Regions from separate parts of the Homo sapiens genome. Here region 2 is linked to region 1. A link is a loop called in an ENCODE intact Hi-C map of the cell type or tissue named here. Cell type or tissue: PC-3. All regions are shown on one strand. Each heading gives the region's core, and the rest is flanking DNA. Links, peaks and the distances in the headings are about the cores only. Region 1 has its middle 82 kb from the start of FST. Region 2 has its middle 16 kb from the start of FST.

Region 1 (10,731 bases), core at 1,586-9,585:
GTGCCTGTAAGCATAAAGCAACTTCCAAGACACATGCGCACCAGACCACTGGAATTCCTTGGCATTGTTTTACGAAGCAGGAGGCTTGGGTAGTGGGACACTCAATAAACTACTCAGTATTTCTTTTTGTTTTAAAAACAAGTCATTCTTACAAAACAAGCCTTGTCTTTGGTTTCCGAACCACAAAATTCTGAAGCTGGGGTTTTCAGGAAACCACTGTATTTCTGAATGAAATGTTGCTAAGCCCCATCATCATTTTTGGTTATTGCACTCTGTTCAGAGGCTCTCATGGTTTATTATAAGCCATTTCATACAGGCCTTGGTAAAGATACTGATGTAGAATTAAAGAGAAAAGATGTGACATCTCTTCTTTTTTTAGGCTACAAGAATTAATTGACATTTTCCCTGGCCATTTTCTTTGACTCATTGGCAGAATAGATATGATACAAAACTGCTCTGTTCCCTGTTTCATAGAACAAACTATTTGAGGAAGAATGTTTTCAATGACATTCCACGGAGTGGAAAAATTAGTCTCCTCTATGTACAGGGATAGTCACAGAAATTTTATGGTCTATCAAACCTAGGATTTGGAAAAAATAATCCAGTGAGCTTTACTAAAGTTTCCAAAAAGACTTTGCATCAGGGCAAATTGCTTTAACAAATAGACCCCAAAGTATATAGGTTCAAATATAATACAAGTTTATTTCTTGTCCATATACCAGTGGTAGGCAGGGGAAAATGTGGGCAGTAGCTTTTCTCCACACAGTCATTTAGAAATCTAGGTTGATAGAGGTCTTGCTAACTTCAGTATATGGATGCACCAAGGTTTTCCCAACAGGGATTTCCTACTAGGGAAAATAAGCCAGAGAAAAGAATTTTATGGACCAGAACTGGACATGGCATGTAACATTTCCATGGCATGAGTGGAAATCTTGAGTTCATAGGCTAGAACTCAATTTATATGGTCTTACCTAGTTGTAGAGAAGACCGGAAAACGTAGTCCTTAGCTGGGCAGTCACTTTTCAAAGAATCTCTACACTGTGGATGGGAGACCATGAATTTTTGGTGGACAGTTAACTACCTACATCATGTGCTCTACCATATTTTTTTTTGAGAAAATTTAGACAGATAAAGAATTAACACTAGTGTTTGAAATGGAAAATATCAGAAGAATAAACCATTCTCCCCATGAATAGCCTTAATGGTGATACCTTCACCACTGTCTCTACTATCTCCATGAAACTACTGTAGAGGAGACTGAAGAAGGAAGAAAATGGAAGAAAAGGAGGGAATCTCAGAGGAGGGGAAAAGGAAGAGAGAGAAAAAGAGAGAAAGGGAAAAATATTGTGGGAAACATATGATGAAGGGGTGGGAAAAATAAAATTGGACTTCCCTGGATACACTTGAGGGATTAAAAAAAGTTAGCAGCATTTTACTTCTCTTGCAGTTTTCCCTCTCAAATGTGAGATAACTTCACACAGATTTTGTGTGGGCATAGCTGGGCTCTGGTTTCCCTTCACTTCAGAAATGTTCTAATACTGATTTACCATTACATTACATCAATAAAAAGATAATATATGAAAAGACTTTGTAAAGTACAAAGAATTATCCAACTGTAATTAATACGGATTTTAGCATGAGACCTGATACATATTTTTTAAAGGCTATTTAAAGGTTGTTCCTGGGCTAACTCAGAAAATCATGATTTATTAATTGCAAGTCCTTTATATTTTGTTTTAAAATTGTATTGTATATTAAAATATAAAATGCATACAGGTAGAGGCATAAATCCCCATTGTGCTGCTTGATTAATTTTTGCAAAATGATTAGGAAGAAACATAACATTACCAACACCCAGCCAATCCTCTCATGCCTGTTCCTAATAATGATCCTCTCTTGTTCCCTCAGAGGTAACAACTTACACTTCATATAAATGAAATTATATGCTTTGATTTTATTTTCTGTGAGATTAATTTATACTGCTGTATGTGGCAGTAATTTGTTTATTTTTATTACTGTATAAAATTTCATGATATAAATATACTTACCTATTTTACTCTTCAGGGGCATTTTGGTTTCCAGTTTTCAGCTATTACAAATAACATTGCTATGAACATTCTTGCACATGCTCTTTTGTCTGCATATATACACATTTCTCTTAAATATTTTACCTATGAATGAAATTTCTATGTCATTGAGTGTGTATACTCTTGTAGTATATATAGCTAAATGGTTTTTCAAATGGTCACGATTTATCCTCCCAGTAGCAGTGGAGGAGAGTTCCAGTTTCTCCACATCCCAGTCAGCACTTATTATCATTAGTCTTTTTAATTTTAGTCACTCAGATGGATACATAGTGGTTTCAGATTTTCTTGATTAATGATCCTGAGCGCTCTTTCATATGTTTGACAGCCATATCCTCTTATGAAGAGCATGTCCATATCTTTTGCAAAAATAATTGTAAAAATAAAGTTGTTAGTCTTTTTCTCATTACTTTGTAGGACTGTCATATACTCTGATCAATCTTTTGTCAGATATCTATAATGCCTGTATCTTCTTCCCTTCTGTGGTTTGCCTTTTCATTCTCTTAATGATGTCCTTAAATGTGCAAAAGTAATTAATTTAAACAATCATGTTCTTTAAGGATAATGCTTTTTTCATGTGATGGTCAAGAAATTTTATACTATTCTAAGAATATGAAGATAGCATACTTTTTTCTGGGGATGTTATTGTGTAACAACCTTTAATATATATATTTACAATGCTTGGAATTAAATAAAGTTTTAATATGGCATGAAGGTAATTCAATATTTTTTGCATCAACTGGATATCCAGTTTTCATAGCACTGAGTATAGAAAAGACTCTCCTTTCACCACTTGTAATGTAATAATGTCTTACCCAGATCCCCATTTAGCAAGGCAGTGCACCCACACCTCTAGATGCTGTGTGTCAACTGCTAACAATGTCAAATGTTTCAGAGAATTGCCATCTTCTAATGAGAACCACCACCCCTGGGAAGTTATATCTCCTCTGGGAATGGTCCTCAGACAGTGAATGACTAATATGGGACTACTGCTGGATTCCTTGCCTCAAGAAGGGTCAACACCACGGTGTGGTTTATGCTTCTGAGCCTCCCCTCTGGATTAAGCCGTAGCTAGCCTTTACCAGAAAACACAGCCTTACTTGGCTCTTTATCCTTTCCTGTTATATTTCCTTCTCTCCCTATATAGGAATAATTTCCTGAAAAGCACTCTCTCAAATCACATGCATTACAAACCCTGTCTCAGGCCTTGTGTCTGGGGAACTCAATCTAATGCAGTCATTTCCAGAAGTGCTTCCAGGAAGCAGACTCTAGGAATGGGATCCCCAATTTGGATCACTTTCTGGATGCATGACAGAGTACCTCATTACCAGTTCTGATAGCCTGTTGTGGTATGCAGTAGAGGACAACTGCTGAGACATTCACTTGTAGTGAACTAGGATAGGATATTATGAAAGAGGTTGCATAGGTTTGTAAAATATCTATGGCATTTGGAACATAGAAGAGAATAATTACAAGAACTGGAAAATTTGGTGGTTGTTGCAGAATATTTTGAAAAGAGAAAATTATAGGCTCAGGAAATCTGCCACCATTTTATTTTATTTTATTTTATTTTTGAGATGGAGTTTCGCTCTTGTTGGCCAGGCTGGAGTGCAATGGTGCCATCTTGGCTCACCACAACCTCTGCCTCCTGGGTTCAAGCGATTCTCCTGCCTCAGCCTCCCGAGTAGCTGGGATTACAGGCATGTGCCACCATGCCCAATTAATTTTGTATTTTCAGTAGAGACGGGGTTTCTCCATGTTGGTCAGGCTGGTCTCGAACTGCCGACTTCAGGTGATCTGCCCACCTCAGCCTCCCAAAGTGCTGGGATTACAGGCATGAGCCACTGCACCTGACCCTCTGACACCAATTTAAAGCAAAATGTGAGAGTTAGGGGGCTGCTTAGGTCGCCTTCAAAGTGACCTCGTTTCTCGCTAGTGGAGGACAGATACAGCTGACGATCAGGCCCAGGACCTAATTTCTAGGAGTGGCAGTACTTCAAAGACAGGTGAATTCTCAGTCTAGCCAAATTTCCTATGCTAAAGATAATCCCCTGATAGAGAAGGAGTGAGACTGTAAGACTTGATAGAAGGTTATCTGGGTAGATATATTGAGCATTAATAATCCTCTTGTGCTCTCTGGGCTTGTAGAAGTGGCACCAACTCTCCATTGCAAAAATATAGAGTCTCCTTTTCTTGAAGACTATTAGACAGGTAGCAATAAAGTATTGATTCTCTTCAGAATTTGCCCTCAATTCTCCTTCTGACCACTAGACCAATACTAGGATTACATTTAAGCCTAAATCATCCAGGCATGTGCTGGGGAAAACTAATAAGGGGGAGTGATTATATCTTTTTTAATAAGAAGGTACTGTCCATGATACAGAATTTAACATATGGCAAGCACCCTTGGAGATAATTCTAGTACACTGCTGGATTGCTCTTGGACCTTTATGGAAAGTCATGGTCCACATTAAATGAGATAGAGAAGCAAAAACTGCTATGGCAGATTGTAAAGAAAGGAATAAAAAAGTTTGGAGATTCTATACCCATGAGGTTGCTAACTTGGATTGAATTGACTAATTTCTTAAAAGACACAATCTAAAAAATAATTACATAAAATACACAATCTAGTAAAATTTGTACAATAAGAAATAGCTAATTCACATAGGTGTATATCATTAAAGAAATGGAATCAACAATTAATACTGTACAAAATAGAAAGCACCAGGCCCAGATGTTTTCACTTGTGAATTCTACCAAACATGAAGGAAGAAATAATGCCAATGCTTTACAATATCTTCCAGAAAATCTGAGGAGAGCAAAACTTCCTAACTCATTTATGAGGCTAGTATTATCCTGATACCAAAACCAGATAAAGACATTACAAGAAAAATATACACTGACACCTCTTGTGAACACAGATGCAAAAATCCTCAATAAAATATTGCAATTTGAACCTCAGGAAACTCAAGACTAAAGGGAACAGTGCCTGGTTTTAACTTCATATCATTAAAAAGGCATAAGAGGGTAGAAAAGATAGTCTTGAATTGCTGCCACCACCCCTTCCCCATTCCCTCAACAGTTGCCACATGGCATGGAGAATCTGTGCGCTTGGGGAAGGAAGACCATAGTGATTGTGGGATTTTGCTTTAGAACTCCATGCTGTCTTGACACTGTGAAAAGCAATTTTAGGCAGAATTCAGCTAGCACCCACAGAGTGAGCATTTAGACCAGCCCTATCTAGAAGAGACTTGCTCATCCCAGCAGCTGGAAACTGAATTCTGACTAAAAGGGGCTAAAGTGCTCTGTGACTCCAAATAAACTTGAAAGGCAGTCCAGGCCAAAAGCACTACAATTCCTGGGCAAGTCCCAGTGCTATGCTGGGCATGGAGCCAGTGGACTCTGGGGGCACATGACTCAGTGAGACACCAGTTGGAGTGACCAAGGGAGTGCTTTTGTCACTCCTCACCCAACCCCAGGCAATACAGCTTGCAGCTCCGGGGGAGACTCCTTCCTTTGCTAGAGGAAAGGAGAGGGAAGAGTAAAGAGGACTGTCTTGCAACTTGGATACCAGCTCAGCCACGTTAAGATAGAGCACCAGGGAGAGAGCTGAGACCCTATAATAGTCCATTCTCACACCACTATAAAGAGCTTCCCAAGCCTGGGTAATTTATAAAGAAAAGAGGTTTAATTGATTCACAGTTCCACATGGCTGGGGAGGTCACAGGATATTTAAAATCATAGCAGAAGGGGAAGAAGCACATCTTACGTGGTGGCAGGTGAAAGACAGTGAATGCATAAAGGAGGAGCTGTCAGACACTTATAAAACCACCAGACCTCGTGAGAACTCACTCATTATCACGAGAACAGCATGGGGGACACCACCCTTGTGATTTAATCACCTCCCACCAGATCTCTTCCTTGACACTGGGGGATTAAAATTCAAAATGACATTTGGGTGGGGACACAAAGCCTAACCATATCAGATCCCCAATTCCAGGCCCTAGCTTGTAGACATTTCCAGACACACCCTGGGCCAGAAGGGAACCCACTGCTTTGAAGGAAATGACCCAATCCTGGCAGGATTCATCACTGCTGACGAAACAGCCCTTGGGCCCTGAATAATCAGTAGTGGTACCAGGCAGTAGTCCCTGTGGACCTTTGGTGAGATTCAGAGATGTGCTTCAGATGTGACCGGGCATATTCCCAGCTGTGGTGGCTATGGGAAGGGATTTCTGCTTGAGAAAAGGAGAGGGAAGACTAAAGGGAACTTTGTCTTGCAGCTTAGGTACCAGCTCAGCCACAGTGAGGTAAAGCAACAAGTGGGCCCTTGAAGTCCCTGATTCCAGGCTTTGGCTCTTGGACAGCATTTCTGGACCTGCCCTGAGCCAGAAGGGAGCCCACTGCCCTGAAGGGAGAGTCTCAGGCCTGGCAGCCTTCTCCATAAGCTGATTGAAAAGCCCCTGGGCCTTGAATGAACATCAGCAGTAGTCAGGTAGTACTCATCATGAAAATGGGGCAGTGGTAGCCATGAGGAGAGACTCTTCTACATGTGAAAAGGGGAGGGAAGAGTGCTGCGAGGATGGTTCAACACATGCAAATCAATCAAGTTAATACATCATGTCAACTGAATGAAGGACAAAAATCATATGATCATTTCAATTGATTGAGAAGAGATTTGATAAAATTTAACATCACTTCATGCAAAAAGCCCTTAAAAAGCTGGGTTTAGAAGGAACATACCTTAACACAATAAAAGCCATATGTGACAGGCCCACAGCTAGTATCATACTGAATGGGGAAAAACTGAAAGCCTTTCCTCTAAGATCTGGAACATGAAAAGGATGCTCACTTTCACCACTGTTATTCAACATAGTGCAGCAAGTTCTTGCTAGCACAATCAGACAAGAGAAGGAAATAAAAGGCATCCAAATTGGAAAGGAAAAAGTTACATTATCCTTGTTTGCAGATGATGTGATCTTATATTTGGAAAAATCTGAAGACCACTAAAAAATTATTAGAAGTGATAAACAGATTTAGTAAAGTTGCAGGACACATAATCAACATACCTAAATCAGTAGCATTTCTATATGCTAACAGAGGACAATGTGAAAAAGAAATAAAGAAATGAGTCCCATTTATAATCACCACAAATAAAATTAAATACTCATGAATTAACAAAAAAAAAAAAAAAGGAAATCTCTACAATGAAAACTATAAAACAGGCCGGGTGCAGTGGCTCACGCCTGTAATCCCAGAACTTTGGGAGGCCAAGGCGGGTGGATCATGAGGTCAGGAGTTTGAGACCAGCCTGGCCAACATAGTGAAACCCTGTCTCTACTAAAACACAAAAAATTAGCCGGGCATGGTGGCGGGCACCTGTAGTCCCAGCTACTCGGGAGGCTGAGGCAGGAGAATCACTTGAACCTGGGAGGCAGAGGTTGCAGTGAGCTGAGATTATGCCACTGCACTCCAGCCCGGGTGACAGAGTGAGATTCCATCTCAAAAAAACAAAAACAAAAACTAAAACCATAAAACATTGATGTAAGTAATTGAAGAAATTGGAGAGGACACAAGAAAATGAAAATATATTCCATGTTCATGGATTGGAAGAATGAATATTGTTAAAACATCCATACTACCCAAAGCGATCTACACATTAAATGCAATCCCCATCCAAATACCAATAACATGCTTCACAGAAATAGAAAAATAACCCTAAAATTTATATGGAGCCACAAAAGACCAAGAATAGCTCAAGATGTCCTAAGCAGAAAGAACAAAACTAGGAATCCCATTACCTGACTTCAAATTATACTGCAGAACTCTAGTAACCAAAGAGCATGGTACTGGTATAAAAACAGACACATAGACAAATGGAACAGAATAGAGATCTCAGAACTAAATCTATGTTTTTACAATGAACTCATTTTCAACAAAGATGCCATGAAGATACATTGGGGAAAGGATAGTCTCTTCCCTAAATGGTGCTGGGAAAACTGGATATGCTGGGAAAACTGGATAACCATATGCAGAAGAATGAAACTAGATCCCTATCTCTTGTCATATACAAAAAACAAATAAAAATGTATTAAAGACCTAAATCTGAGACCTCAAACTATGCAACTACTAAAATAAAACATTCATGAGATGAGACGACCTACAGAATGGGAGAAAATATTTGCAAACTACCCATCTGACAAAGGATTAATAACCAGAATATATAAGGAGCTCAAACAACTCTATAGGAAAAAAAAATCTAATAATCTAATTTAAAAATGGGCAAAAGATCTGAATAGACATTTCTCTAAAGAAAACATACAAATGGCAACAGGCATATGAAGAGGTGCCAACATCATTATGCATCAGAGAAATGCAAATTGAAACAAAAATGAGATATCATCTTACCCCAGTTAAAATGGCTCTTATCCAAAAGATAGGCAATAACCAATGCTGGCAAGAATATGGAGAAAATGGAACATTTGTACACTGTTGGCAGGAATATAAATGAGTACAACCACCATGGGGAATAGTTTGGAGCTTTCTCAAAAAACTAAAAATAGAATTACCATATGATCCAGAAATCTCACTGCTAGGTATATACCCAAAAGAAAGGAAATCAGTATATTGAAAAAATACCTGCACTCTCAGTTTACTGTAACACTATTCACAATAGTGAAGATTTGGAAGTAATGTGTGTTCATCAACAGATGAATGGATAGAGAAAATGTGGTGGTACACAATGAAGTACTATTCAGCCATAAAAAGAATAAAATTCTGTAATTTGCAACAATATGAATGGAATTACAGTTTATTACGTTAAGTGAAATAAGATAAAGATAAACTTCACATGTTCTCACTAATTTGTGGGAACTAAAGTTTATAAGAAATGAACTCTATAAGATAGAAAGTAGAATGATGGTAACTAGAAGCTGAGAAGGGTAGTGGGGTGGGGGAGAAGTGGAGATGGTTAATTGATATAAGATTATAATTAGAATAAATAAGATCAAGTATTTGATAGCACAACAGAGTGACTACAGTCAGCAATAATTTATTGTACATTTTAAAATAACTAAAAGAGTATAATTGGATTGTTTGTAACACAAAGAAAAGATAAATTCTTCAGGTGATGGGTGCCCCATTTATCCTGATGTGATTATTACATATGGCATGTCTGTATCAAAATATCATATCATAAATATGTACATATCATAAATATGTACGCTTCCCTTGTACTCACAAGCAGTTTTAAAAAATTTAAAAAGTGCTGTTAAAACTTTGTTTCATCCATAACATTATTAAAAATATTGTATAAAATTTCCTTCTGGCAATGTGTACATGAAACATACACTAATTTTGTGTTTAGACTTGGGTACCATCCCCAAGATATCTCCTTATGTATGTGCAAATATTCCGAAATCTGAAAAAATTCAAAATCTAAAGCAGTTCTAGTCTTAAGCATTTTGAATAAGAGATATGCAATCTCTGTTTCTTATGTGAGTTTTGATAGTTTGAGTCTTTCAAGGAATTTGTCAGTTTCATCTAAGCTATCAAATTTGTGAGCATAGAGTTGTTTATAATATTCATGTATTACACTTTTAATATTCATGGGGTTAGTAATGGTGATTCTTATTTTATTCTTATATTGGTTATTTGTGTCTTCTCTCTGTTTTTCTTTGTTAGCCTGGCAATAGTTTTGTCAACTTTAGTAATCTTTTTAAAGAATCAGCTTTTGATTTCACTCATTTTCTCTTATTATTTTCTCATGTTCAGTTTCATTGACTTATGTTCAAATTTTTATACTTATTTTCTTTTGTTTCATTTAGACTTTAATTGTTCTTCTTTCTCTGGTTTCTTAAGGTGGACACAGGTTTTTGATTTTAGATCTTTCTCCTTTTTAATGGCATTTAATGCTACAGATTTCTTTCTTAGCACTGCTGTAACTCTATCTCACAAAGTTTGAAAAATTGTATTTTACTTTCGTTTAGTTCAATATTCTAAATTTCTCTTGATATTTCTTCTTTAAGTCATGTGTTATTTAGAAATATGTTGTTCAATTTCCAAATATTTCAGTGTTTTCCAGCTATCATTCTGTTGCTGATTTCTCCTTTAATTCCATGGTTGTCTGAGAACATGCTTCATATGATTTATATTCTCTTAACATGTTAAGGTGTACTCGGTGGCTAATAATGTGACCTATCCTGGCGAATGTTCATGTGAGCTTGAGAAGAATGTGTATTTTGCTGTAGTTGGATGGAGTATTCTATAAACATCAATTAGATCCAGTTAATTGATAGTGCTTTTCAGGCCAACTGTATCTTTATTAAATTTGTGCCAGCTTGACCTATCAGTTACTGACAGAAACATATTAAAGTCTTCAACTATAATAATGATTTTTTTCATTTCTTCTTGCTGCTCTATCCATTTTTGCTTCATATATTTTGACATTATTGTTAGGTGCATACATGTTTAGGATTGTTATGCCTTCTTGGAGAATTGAGTCCTTTTTCATTGTGTAATATCCTCTTTAGCTCTGATAATTTTCCCTCTTCTAAAGTCAGTCACATTTGTCTGAAGTTATACAACTACTTCAGCTTACTTTGATTGGTATTATTGTGATGTTCTTTCTCCATCCCTTTACTTTTCT
Region 2 (10,731 bases), core at 1,289-9,288, 67 kb before region 1:
GAAATGCTGCTGATAGGTTTAGGGAACCAATGAGGCCACAAAGTCATGTAGTGTTTTTCATACAACACAGACTTTCTGGATCAGTCAGGACAAAGATTACATGTGTATACCTCTTAAGATTATAGGACAGGAATGACAAATAGGTAAACTTGATCTAATGGGAGCAGAAAAGGATTCTAAAGCTATAATCAATTAATAGTATCTGTGGTAGGCACCATATAAAGGTGTATTATCCACATATGTTTGTCACCTTTAGACTAAAAAGGTGAAGGTGATTGAGGGGAATATAGGAGGTAATTACATACATTACTGGAGGGGGGAAAAAAAGGCCTTCATTTCCAGATGATTTAGACAGATCATTTATGAACCCTAGACAGTGCTCCTAGGCATTTCCCCCATATCCCCATTGAACTCCTCTTTATTCTTCTTCTCCATAACCTTACTGATCTCCAAATGTGCTCCTGCCTCAGAAACTTTACATTTATTGCTTCTTTGACTTGGAAAGCTTTTCCTTTAGGTGCAAGGATGACTTGCTCCTTCACTTCCTTCAGATCTCTGCTCAAATATATGTATCACGGGGGCTATTTAATTACTTTGAAACCTAATCTCTACTGAAAAGGCAGAATAAATGTTTATTTTTTCCCCCTTTACATGTTTTTAAAGTAAGATGTAGGTTGAATGGCTATTTCAAATGATGTTGACAAATGAGGTTTCTGTTGTTTGCTCTTGTTTTTCCTTTCTCAAAGACTGGTTCTCAAAAGATACCAATATGGACTTATGGGTATTCATAGATTTTCAATTAACTGTAACCATTGTTCTTTTATTGCCTAAAGCATTATAATCTTGGCCAGTGGAAGTCCCTTCAAGGTAGCCTCTGTATCTTTTTCACACAATCCTGTTAATCTTGGAAAGTTTGCTTGCTTTTGGTGCAAATTGTCCTAGACTGACCTTATATCTTTGCTGACCCAGGCACAGAATTAGCCTTTCTCCAAGAAGAAGACCTGATTTTTTTTATAACTGGGGAATGGCATTAGAGGTGAAAATCTGGGTGCTGGTGCTAGAGGTACTCCTTGCTACTAGACATTGCTTTTAGGATATTTTAATTGTACAGAGCTAGAAAAATATATTTTTTTAAATCACAAATTTATGTTGATATTTCCAGTTCCATTTCTTTAAAAAGATTACAGCTTTGGCTGGGCGTGGTGGCTCATGCCCGTAATCCCAGTACTTTGGGAGGTGGAGGCAGGCGGATCACCTGAGGTCAGGAGTTCAAGACCAGCCTGGCCAACATGGTGAAACCCTGTATCTACTACAAATACAAAAATTAGCCAGGTGTGGTGGTGCACACCTGTTAATCCCAGCTACTTGGGAAGCTGAAGCTGGAGAATCGCTTGAACCCAGGGGGCAGAAGTTGCAGTGAGACGAGATTGTGCCATTGCACTCCAGCCTGGGCAACAAGAGCATGACTCTGTCTCAAAAACAAACAACAAAAATTTTTTACAGTTTTATTGAGGTGTAATTCAAGTACCATAAAATTCACTTTATTTTTTGAGACAGGGTCTCACTCACCCTGTCACCCAGGCTGGAGTGCAGTGGCATGATCACAGCTCACTGGAGCCTGGACCTCTCGGCTCAAGGAATCCTTCTACCTCAGCCTTCCAAGTGTCTGGGACTACAGGCATGTGCCACCACGCTTGGCTCTTTTTTATTTTTTGTAGTGATGGGTTCTCACTGTGTTGCCCAGGCTGGTCTCAGACTCCTGCAGTCAAGTGATCCTTCTGCCTGGGCCTCCCAAAGTGCTGGGATTATGGTCATGAGCCACTGTGCCCTCCAAAATGTACTTTTGAAGTGTATAATTTAGTGGTTTGTGGTATATTCTCAAAGTTACAACTGTCATCACCAGCTAATTTTAGGACATTTTTATTACCCAGAAAGAAAACCTTTACTCATGTCACTTCCCATTCCTCCTTTCCCCTAACCCCTAGCAACTACTAATCTATTTTCTGTCTGTATGGATTTGCTTATTTTAGACATTTCATATAAATGGAATTATATAGTATGTGACCTTTTGTATGATTTTGCATCTTTCACTTAGCATAATGTTTTCAAGTTTCACCCATATTGCAGCATGTAGTATTGGTACTTCATTTCATAAAAATGGCTGAATAATATACCATTGTATGGATATACAACATTTTGCTTAACTGTTCATCAGTTGATGGACATTTGGGTTCTTTCCACCTTTTGGCTATTGCAACGAATGTTGCTATGAACATTCACATACAAGTTTTTGTGTGAGCATATGTTTTCATTTCTCTTAGGTATACACCTGGGTGTGGAATTGCTGGGTCATATGGTAGCTCCATGTTTATCTTTTTGAGGAACTATCACACTGTTTTCTGAACAGTATTTTGGAAACCATTTGTACCATTTTACATTCCCACTGGTAATATACGAGTGTTCCAGTTTCTCCACAGCCTCTATAACCTTTATTATTAATCATCATTTTAATTATAGCAATCTTAATAGTTGTGAAGTAGTATCTCATTGCATTTTTTTCTTTTTTTTCTTTTTGAAAGTAAATTCTACTTGAAGCTAAAATCATATAAAGAGATTTTATAAGGAAGAAACACAAAGCAGCAACCTGTAAATTTCAGCCTAAAGAAATTCAAATGCACAACCGTGAACTTTGGTACTGATAGACATAAGAGAGGAAAGTGACCCACAGAGCCTGCAGCACAACTTAAGGAATCTGTTTTGCAAGGAAACACATTTCCCAGGTAGGGTGCCAACTCTGTGGTTATAAGAAGGCAGCTCTCCATCAGCACAGAAAGATGGACATCTTGCAACTAAACCATAACAGAGGTGAGGGAGTGGGACACTTATTCACAGCTGAACATCTTTTGCATAAAACATGCTGGGCATAATTCCCTGGGTCTTGCTCTCACCTCCGTGGCTTTTTTTTTTTTTTTTTTTTTCTGGAGTCTCACTCTGTCGCCCAGGCTGGAGTGTAGTGGCGCAATCTCGGCTCATTGCAACCTCCACCTCCCAGGTTCAAGCAATTCTCCACCTCAGCCTCCTGAGTAGCTGAGATTATAAGCACCTGCCATCGCGCCTGGCTAATTTTTGTATTTTTAGTAGAGATGGGGTTTCACCATCTCGGCCAGGCTGGTCTTGAACTCCTGACCTGGTGATCCACCTGCCTCAGCCTCCCAAAGTGCTGGGATTACAGGCGTGAGCCACTGAGCCCAGCCCCTCTGTGTGGTTTTGATCTACATTTTCCAATTGAGTTTTAACTTTATATTAATTTAATTTTTTATCTTATAATTTTTAACTTAGAATTTTACTTTATCATTCTCATGGTGCTGTGAAAATCTCAATTCCTGATATCATTAATAAATCACTTATTTTTTCTATGCTATAAAGGATCTGATTTCAATACCTTGCTTTTTTATGGTATAACAGATTTTAAAACCCTTTAAAAATATTTTCTCTTAGAATTTGGTCTTTAGATTTGTCCTCCTTTGTAGAGAGAACACTCTTTTCAACAGGCTGGATTTGGAAAAGAGAAAAAGAGAATTTACTGAAACAGAAACACGGGAAGGATAATGGTATGTCTTGGTAAGTTTTAAACAAAACAAAAAAAGAAAACCTTTTTTTTCCTCCTGTGTAAAAAGGTAATACGTGTCACTGCAGAATATTTGGAAAATATAATAAAAGAGAAAATTGAAATCATGTGTTTTCTTACCACCCAGAGATAGCCATGATTAATGTTTTGGTGCATATCCATCCAGAGTTTTTTTTTTAAATCTAAGGAGATCACCAATACCAGTCCAACAGGGCAAGCAGCGTCTTACCAGCAGAGATCATGGTATTCTGGAAAATGTAGGAGTTAAAAACACTTTTCACTTTTCAGGATTCCTGCCAACATTCAGGGTCTAGCTTTGAGAAGGAAGGCAGGTAGGAAGTAGACAAAGGTTCAGGGTTCTCAGCCTGCAGATTGAGTTTCAGGAAGGGTTCCAGATCAGGTTGTCAATGAAGATATAGGTGACAGGACGGAAGGTTCCTGGGTCTGGGGAAAGTTACCTGTTGCCAAGCTCTGTAAGAATACAGAGTGGGGTGATGGCTACTGTGTGCTTCCTTTTCCTGTTCGGACTATCTCAGGAAAGGAAGTAGACTTGGTTTCTGCAGATCGAGTGCTACAGAGGCTCCAACCTTGGGTTCTGAGGAAGAGAAAGGCAGGGAACCAAGACAAAGACTAACAATGTGCAGCTTGAAAGTGAGGTCAATTTATTTTCAACTATATTACACATGTTTTGGAAAAAAAAAAAAATCTTTACAAATACGTTTTAACATAGTGATTTTTTTTTCAGCCTGAGCTACTAGCAAATGTAACTAAATGTTTAAAGAAGCACTATAGAGTTGGGATCACTGAGTATATCATGTTAATGACTGTTCTTAATGGAAGGAGCAGAAAATTGTATTCTTATGAAAAGCAATTAGAGATATTTGAGAAATGTGTATTCTTGTTGCTCTTACAATAGCTCAACAGCTTTTTTTTTTTTTAAATAGCTTTCAGTCAAAGTGATGTTTTTCCCCAGAAAATTCTAATAAGATGCAAGCTACACATCGGTAGAGTGCCTGGTCCAGTTGTGGGTGTTCAATAAATATTAAACACCAGCAACAATCATTTAAATTTCCTATGTTATGTTTTCCCTAGAAAGGATCTCTTCAGCAGAGCTATGGATTAAGGATAGCCTAGGGCTGCAAGAAAGAGAGACATAGTAACTTTGCCCACAGCCCAATCCCACATATCAATGTGTCAGAACAAAAAGATCAGTATATGGCGGTAACTCCTGCAATCCTTCCCGCACACTGAGCTGCCTTTTCTTGCTATTGGCTCTTTATGAATAAAGAGTGGAATCAGCCTGCGATAAGCCAACTGAGAAGTACTGGCATTTTGAAAGGGATAACCTGTGAATATGGTCTTTGGTTTTACTTACATATTTACATCTCCCCAGGTCTAGCTGCAACTTGAGAAGTTGGAAATAAGGAGATAAGTATTCTTTGGCTCAAATGAAGGGCAGAAGTCAGTCTCCCCTCTGATCTGCAGTCTGGATCTCGTATCTGTGAGTTGAATCTCTGTTGCATGAGGAACAAGTGCAGATTGTGCAACAGAGGGCCCCCTGTGTGCATCTGACAGGAGAAGTTTGTTCCGAGTGTCATAGTGTTGTTTTCATCTTGATAGACTAGCACAGTCTGGTGAAATGGTTGGGGGAGGGTGCCGGGGAAAAGAGAAATGCCCAGGTAGCTGAACAATGAAAGCTTGCATGTTACATGTCAGAAATGAAAGGGAGCTCAGTGAAACCACTGGTTAGCTGAGGCAACTGAGAAAGTGGAGTGGGGATTTCAGGAAGAATAACATTTGCAAAGACTGAAAATAATCAAGGGAATCAGAAGCATGTACTTGAAAAGTGATGGGAAATACAGTGGTATGTCCATTAACCACAGCACTATCACCATCAATCATCTTTAGTCTATGATGAGAATTCAAAACTCAAGAGAGACCTGTCTTGGCCTGTGTCTATACTTCATGTTGAAGTATTTATTTTTGTCCTTGGTGCTAGTAGATGCTGCTGCTGACAGCATTACTATTTATGTGTATGAATGGGGCTCAAAGCTGCCAGATTAATGACGCACAGTACAATCTCATCTAAGCACACATGTAGACAGGCTGTCACCATTGGTGGCTTTGCCTGTTCACCTCTGGGGTTGCATGAAATCTCAGTTAACAAAAAGGTCCTCTAGGTTTGAAATATGCAGCACAGATCTGTTGACTGCTTTGCTTTCCCAGGAGTCAGAGTATATGCCACATTACTAACTGTTCAGCTTCTACACATTCTTCCCACTCCTTTTAACTTGGCTCTGCCTCTAATCAAGCTCCTTTGGCCTGTGGTTGGCACAGCTGCTGTGGTTTAGTGCACATGTCCGGTGACAGAGATTCAATGAGCAGAACTTAAATGCTGATGGAGTGACTCTGGAACTGTGTTTTTGGAACCCTTGTGTTTCCACTCATGTCAGTTCTGGCACATGGGTGTTGATGTGGAGACTGCTGGGAATGTGGGTGGGGATCCAAGTTACTGTTGGTTGTCCTTTGAACAGGTGCTTACAGGGCACAGGTTTAGTTGACTGCCTGGTGTCATGTCTTAGTCCTTTTGGGGTGATTTCCACCAGAAGGGAGCTTCTTGAAACAAGTGTCCTATTTTTTTAGGCTGCCCAAGCATCTCTGAACAATAAGTTTCCTAGGTGGTGGAATTTGCATTTAGTTCTCTCCTCAATGGATTTGTGAAGGTTTCCTCTGTGAAGGTGGCTACACTACCTCAGGTTTGGATTATATTTTTGCATTGGGATTATTTTGCATCATCTAGGACAGAATCCCATGGGATCTCATGTTGTTTCTTGTGCTTTGGGTTTAGAAGTAGAGTCACTGAATATATAGAAGTTCCTGAATGATTGCACCAACGTTACATGATACTGCCTTCTGTGCTGGCTTGATTTTTAAGAGGATGCTGGGCATAGTCTGATTCTGGCTTGTAGAAGCACGGTTTTGTCTAGCACACTGCACAAATAGATGTACCCGAATTCAACTGGTGGTAGAGAGCAGATTTCATACTTTAGCAAAGTCTGCCATCGAATCTAACATACTGGCTTCATAATTTTAGGAGTTTAGGGAAATTCTCTTGTCAAGATACCTACTTGTTAGGAATCTGGCATAAGAGTATGAGTTGGGTTAACAGAATATTGAACCAATAATATCAAAGATGTGGAAATAAAGTGGGCCAGGATTAAGTTTAAATTTAAGAATTAAGTTCTGGGCTTTTTGAGGATTGTCTCTGATACCACAGAACTTGATCCCCTTGGTTCATTGAGGAAAAACGTATGTCTGTAAGACAGATGTGGAATTTGGGCACTTATTTTCTTTACCATATTCCATATTCAGAATTTCTGCTTCTCATCAAAACTTCTCTTTGCAAATAGATTCATATGGCTTGGTCAAAATAAAAATAAAAGAAGTGAAGCATACACATAAGAAAATGTCTCTTATTTGTTAAGTTGAATGGTTGATATAAATTTATATGTGTAAAAATTAAATAATGTATATATTTAATATATATGAGATTTTTAGTGTATATAGAAATGAGAAGTATACACATTATATAATAAATTGCTATATTGGGGGATTAGGGAGGGATTGATCTTTCCACTTTTTGGTATTATTTGAATTTTCATTCAGTATGTTAATTTTGTAAAGAAAAAATATATACGTTTATTGGTCAACTTTGGCTTTTTCTGAGGAAACCCTAGTCCCTCTATAAAGTGAAGCAACATTTTTTAATGTATCCCTAGCTGCTTAAGGATAAAAGAAAATTCAGGCAGGTTAAGTACTGGCAATTCCCAAAGATAAAATTGAAGACAATCAACACTAAGAATTAAACTAGTTGAATAAAGAGTGAAGGTTGCCAAGTATTATAAATATGTGGCTATTCACTTTATTATGTACAGCTACTGTGACTGATGGTTTTGACTCTCAAGAGAACAAAAGAAGAGAGAGATGCAATTGTGTCTCTTAAGGAGTGTCTAATTAAGGTATAGACTAAACACATTAAACAGCTATGCACTAATTCCAAAGCAACCTTAACCCATGTGAGTGACAGTGTAGCATAGATGATATATATCATGTCTAAGGGATTTCAGTATAGAAACATGTTCTATGTGAATTTTTTGGCTTAGCTAGTCATGGTCATTATGTTTCCATGAAAGGATCCTTTGAAATCAGTAAATCCAATTCAAAAAATACACATGAAAATGAATAAATCATATTTTAGTGTTCCCCAGAAGATTAAAATTTTTATAATCATTATGGGTAAAATGCTGTGGAAGAATGGAGGCATCAATAATTAATTTTTTCTGAAGAAATAGGAGAAGTGCTCATAACATATGGAAAAGATGTCAAAGGATGAGAATTATTTTATTATAAGAAGAATGAATAGATAAATATTACAGGAAAAAGCACAAGAAAAAGCATAAATGCATGAAGAACATAGGATTATGGGGCAGGTGATCGATGAATCTGTGAAGATTAAATTGTACAGGTCCTAGAATGACAAATTAGGACATTTAGACTCAATCTTGTAGATAATGTAAAGCTGTTAAAGGGCATGAAATGACTAGATTTGTACTTGTTACTATGAAATACACATGATAAATTATAATTCAGTAACTAAAAGAACATGTGAAATGGAAACCAATGGAATAAGTTTATAGCTTCTCAAACAGGTGCCGTTGACATTTTGGGTGTGCCTATTTATCTAATCATACTGCATATGATTATGACCAAAAGACATGATGATGAATACAGTCTTTGGCACTAAACCCATTCCTACATAATGCTGAAATAATAAGATTGAAAAATTAAATCATAGTTTTGTTTACAGTTACAGCCTTTTGCTAAATGTTGTACAAAAAATAAAACCTCAAAAGCAACAACAAAAACAAAAGAGAAAGCCTAAGGGAATAAGAAATCAGCAATTTTGCTTAAAAGCTTTTGTTGGCTTCACAGTACCATTACTAGTAGTACTCCTAACAGTTGCTTCTTACCTTTTAATGAGTGTCTACTATAGGCCATATAGTCTTCTAAATGGTTTGCCTTTATTAACATTTAAAGTTTCTCCTAATTCTAATTTTTACTTTTTCAATAAACCTTATTTGAAAGTAGATTTAGATTTACAGAAAAGTTGTAAAGAAAGTTTCACATACCCTATACTCAATTTCCCTTATTATCAATATCCTACATTAGGCTGGGCACGGTGGCTCACACCTGTAATTCCAGCACTTTGGGAGGCCGAGGCAGGCTCATCGCCTGAGGTCAGAAGTTTGAGACCAGCCTGGCCAACATGGTGAAACCTTGTCTCTACTAAAAATACAAAAATTAGCTGGGCGTGGTAGCACACGCCTGTAGTCCTAGCTACTTGGGAGAGTGAGGCAGGAGAATCGCTTGAGGTGGGGAGGCGTAGGTCGCAGTGAGCCAAGATTGCGCCACTGCACTCCGGACTGGGCGACAGAGCAAGATTCCATCTCAAAAAAAAAGAAAAAGAATCTTACATTAGTATGGTACATTTGTCACATTAGTGAAACAATATTGATACAATATTATTAAGAAAAGTTCATACTTTGTTTTAATTTCCTTAGTTTCTACTTAATTTTTTTTTTCTGTTCCAGGGTCTATCTGAAATACCACATTACCTTAGTCGTCCTATTTCCTTAGGCTCCTCTTGGCTATGGCAGTTTATCATGGTATTTTAATCATCATTATCATTCCATGTGGTAGGACTATTATAATTTTTTTTTTACAGATGAGAAAACTGAGTAACAGAGAGACTATAGCCACACAGACATGGGAGTCAACTTCAGAAATCTGGGCTGGAACCCCCACTCTTAAGCACCGCACTGTTTCTAATGTGTTGGGTACTCATTAAACGGAAAACATGTGCACAACTGTACACCTGAACTCGTGACATCAGGCTGCGTTTGGTAAGTGCTATAAAACCCCAAAGGTAAAGATTATTTATGGCTTGCAGGAGTTTAGTGAAATTTGTGAAAGATTTCAACAATGAGATGAAGTTTGAGCTAGGGCTTGAGAACTGGGAGGAATGATTATATGATACATTATAGCTCTTTTCAAATATGTTAAAATCCCTATCCCAATTCATTTTTATACTTCTCTGAGGTTTTGTCCTGGAGTGAATGGCTTGAAGACAAGGATTTTTGGGTCATGGTTTAATAAACTTTCAATTACCAAACAAAGTTATGGTTTGTAGAAATTCATTTTACTTCCAGGAGGACAAAACATTTAAAAAATACGTTTTTCAATCTATTTACGCTTAGTCTGAGAATTAGTTTGGTTACATTTTCAAACTCTTTCCTAACCAATTGGAGATGAGGATGAGGTCAATTTTGTTTGACTAATGCATTGTTGATTCTTTTACACCATTCTGGCACATAGAAAATAATGAATAAAAATTTGATGAATAAATGAATGAAGCCTGATTCAATTCAAAGAGATGTTAAAGATTTCTTGGTAATACTGTAGGCAAGTGGAGGCTGTACATGGTTTCCCTTATCAAATGCAAACACTGTTACCATAAGCCTAGCATCTTTAAAACACGTGTGCTTGTTCAGGTCCTCTGGAGTCTGTAAAAAGAAGGAACAGAGGAATTCCAGAGAGTCTTTGTCCTTCGCTCTTCTCATCAGCATCCCCAGTGAGAACTCCAATTCTCTGAATTTGTGAGAAAACAAAAATCATTCTCAGAAAGTTCTAGGAGTATGTTCTGTTAATGTTTACCACTTTTCTAAAAAGTAAGGAGTAAATCTTAGAATATCAAGTTTATTTATTGGAAATGAACTCTACTGAGAAATTATTTAAAAATGACAACCAGCAGCTTTACTTTGTATTAATTATCTTCACATGGTGCACAAATTAAATAATTCATGATTGGATTTAGAAAGTAGTAACATATTTTTAAAGTGCATTCTGCTTCAGGAGATAATGTGACACATACATCATATATTTAATCTTTAGAAGTTTTTAGAAAATAACCAGGATTTTCAAATTTGGAACATGGCACTTATGTCAACATCAGGTAGGACTGAAAAGATGCAACCACCCAAGGG

Evidence for each region. Peaks named below come from ENCODE experiments on the same cell type or tissue, not always from the same donor. Only the 100,000 strongest peaks of a DNase experiment are listed, where the experiment ranks them.
Region 2: a loop joins it to region 1, with 15 times the contacts of the local background. A loop is called at or near these places in 1 of 110 quality-filtered maps.

Annotation. Positions count from the first base shown.
Region 1 is chr5:53,392,805-53,403,535 of GRCh38, reverse strand. No RefSeq gene overlaps it. Among named protein-coding and RNA genes, the nearest start is that of FST, 82 kb to the left of the region's middle. In PC-3, for the core only: no CTCF peak of the experiment used is centred there; a DNase peak (open chromatin) is centred at 5,475; H3K27ac peaks cover 2,145 bases.
Region 2 is chr5:53,459,340-53,470,070 of GRCh38, reverse strand. No RefSeq gene overlaps it. Among named protein-coding and RNA genes, the nearest start is that of FST, 16 kb to the left of the region's middle. In PC-3, for the core only: no CTCF peak of the experiment used is centred there; no DNase peak of the experiment used is centred there.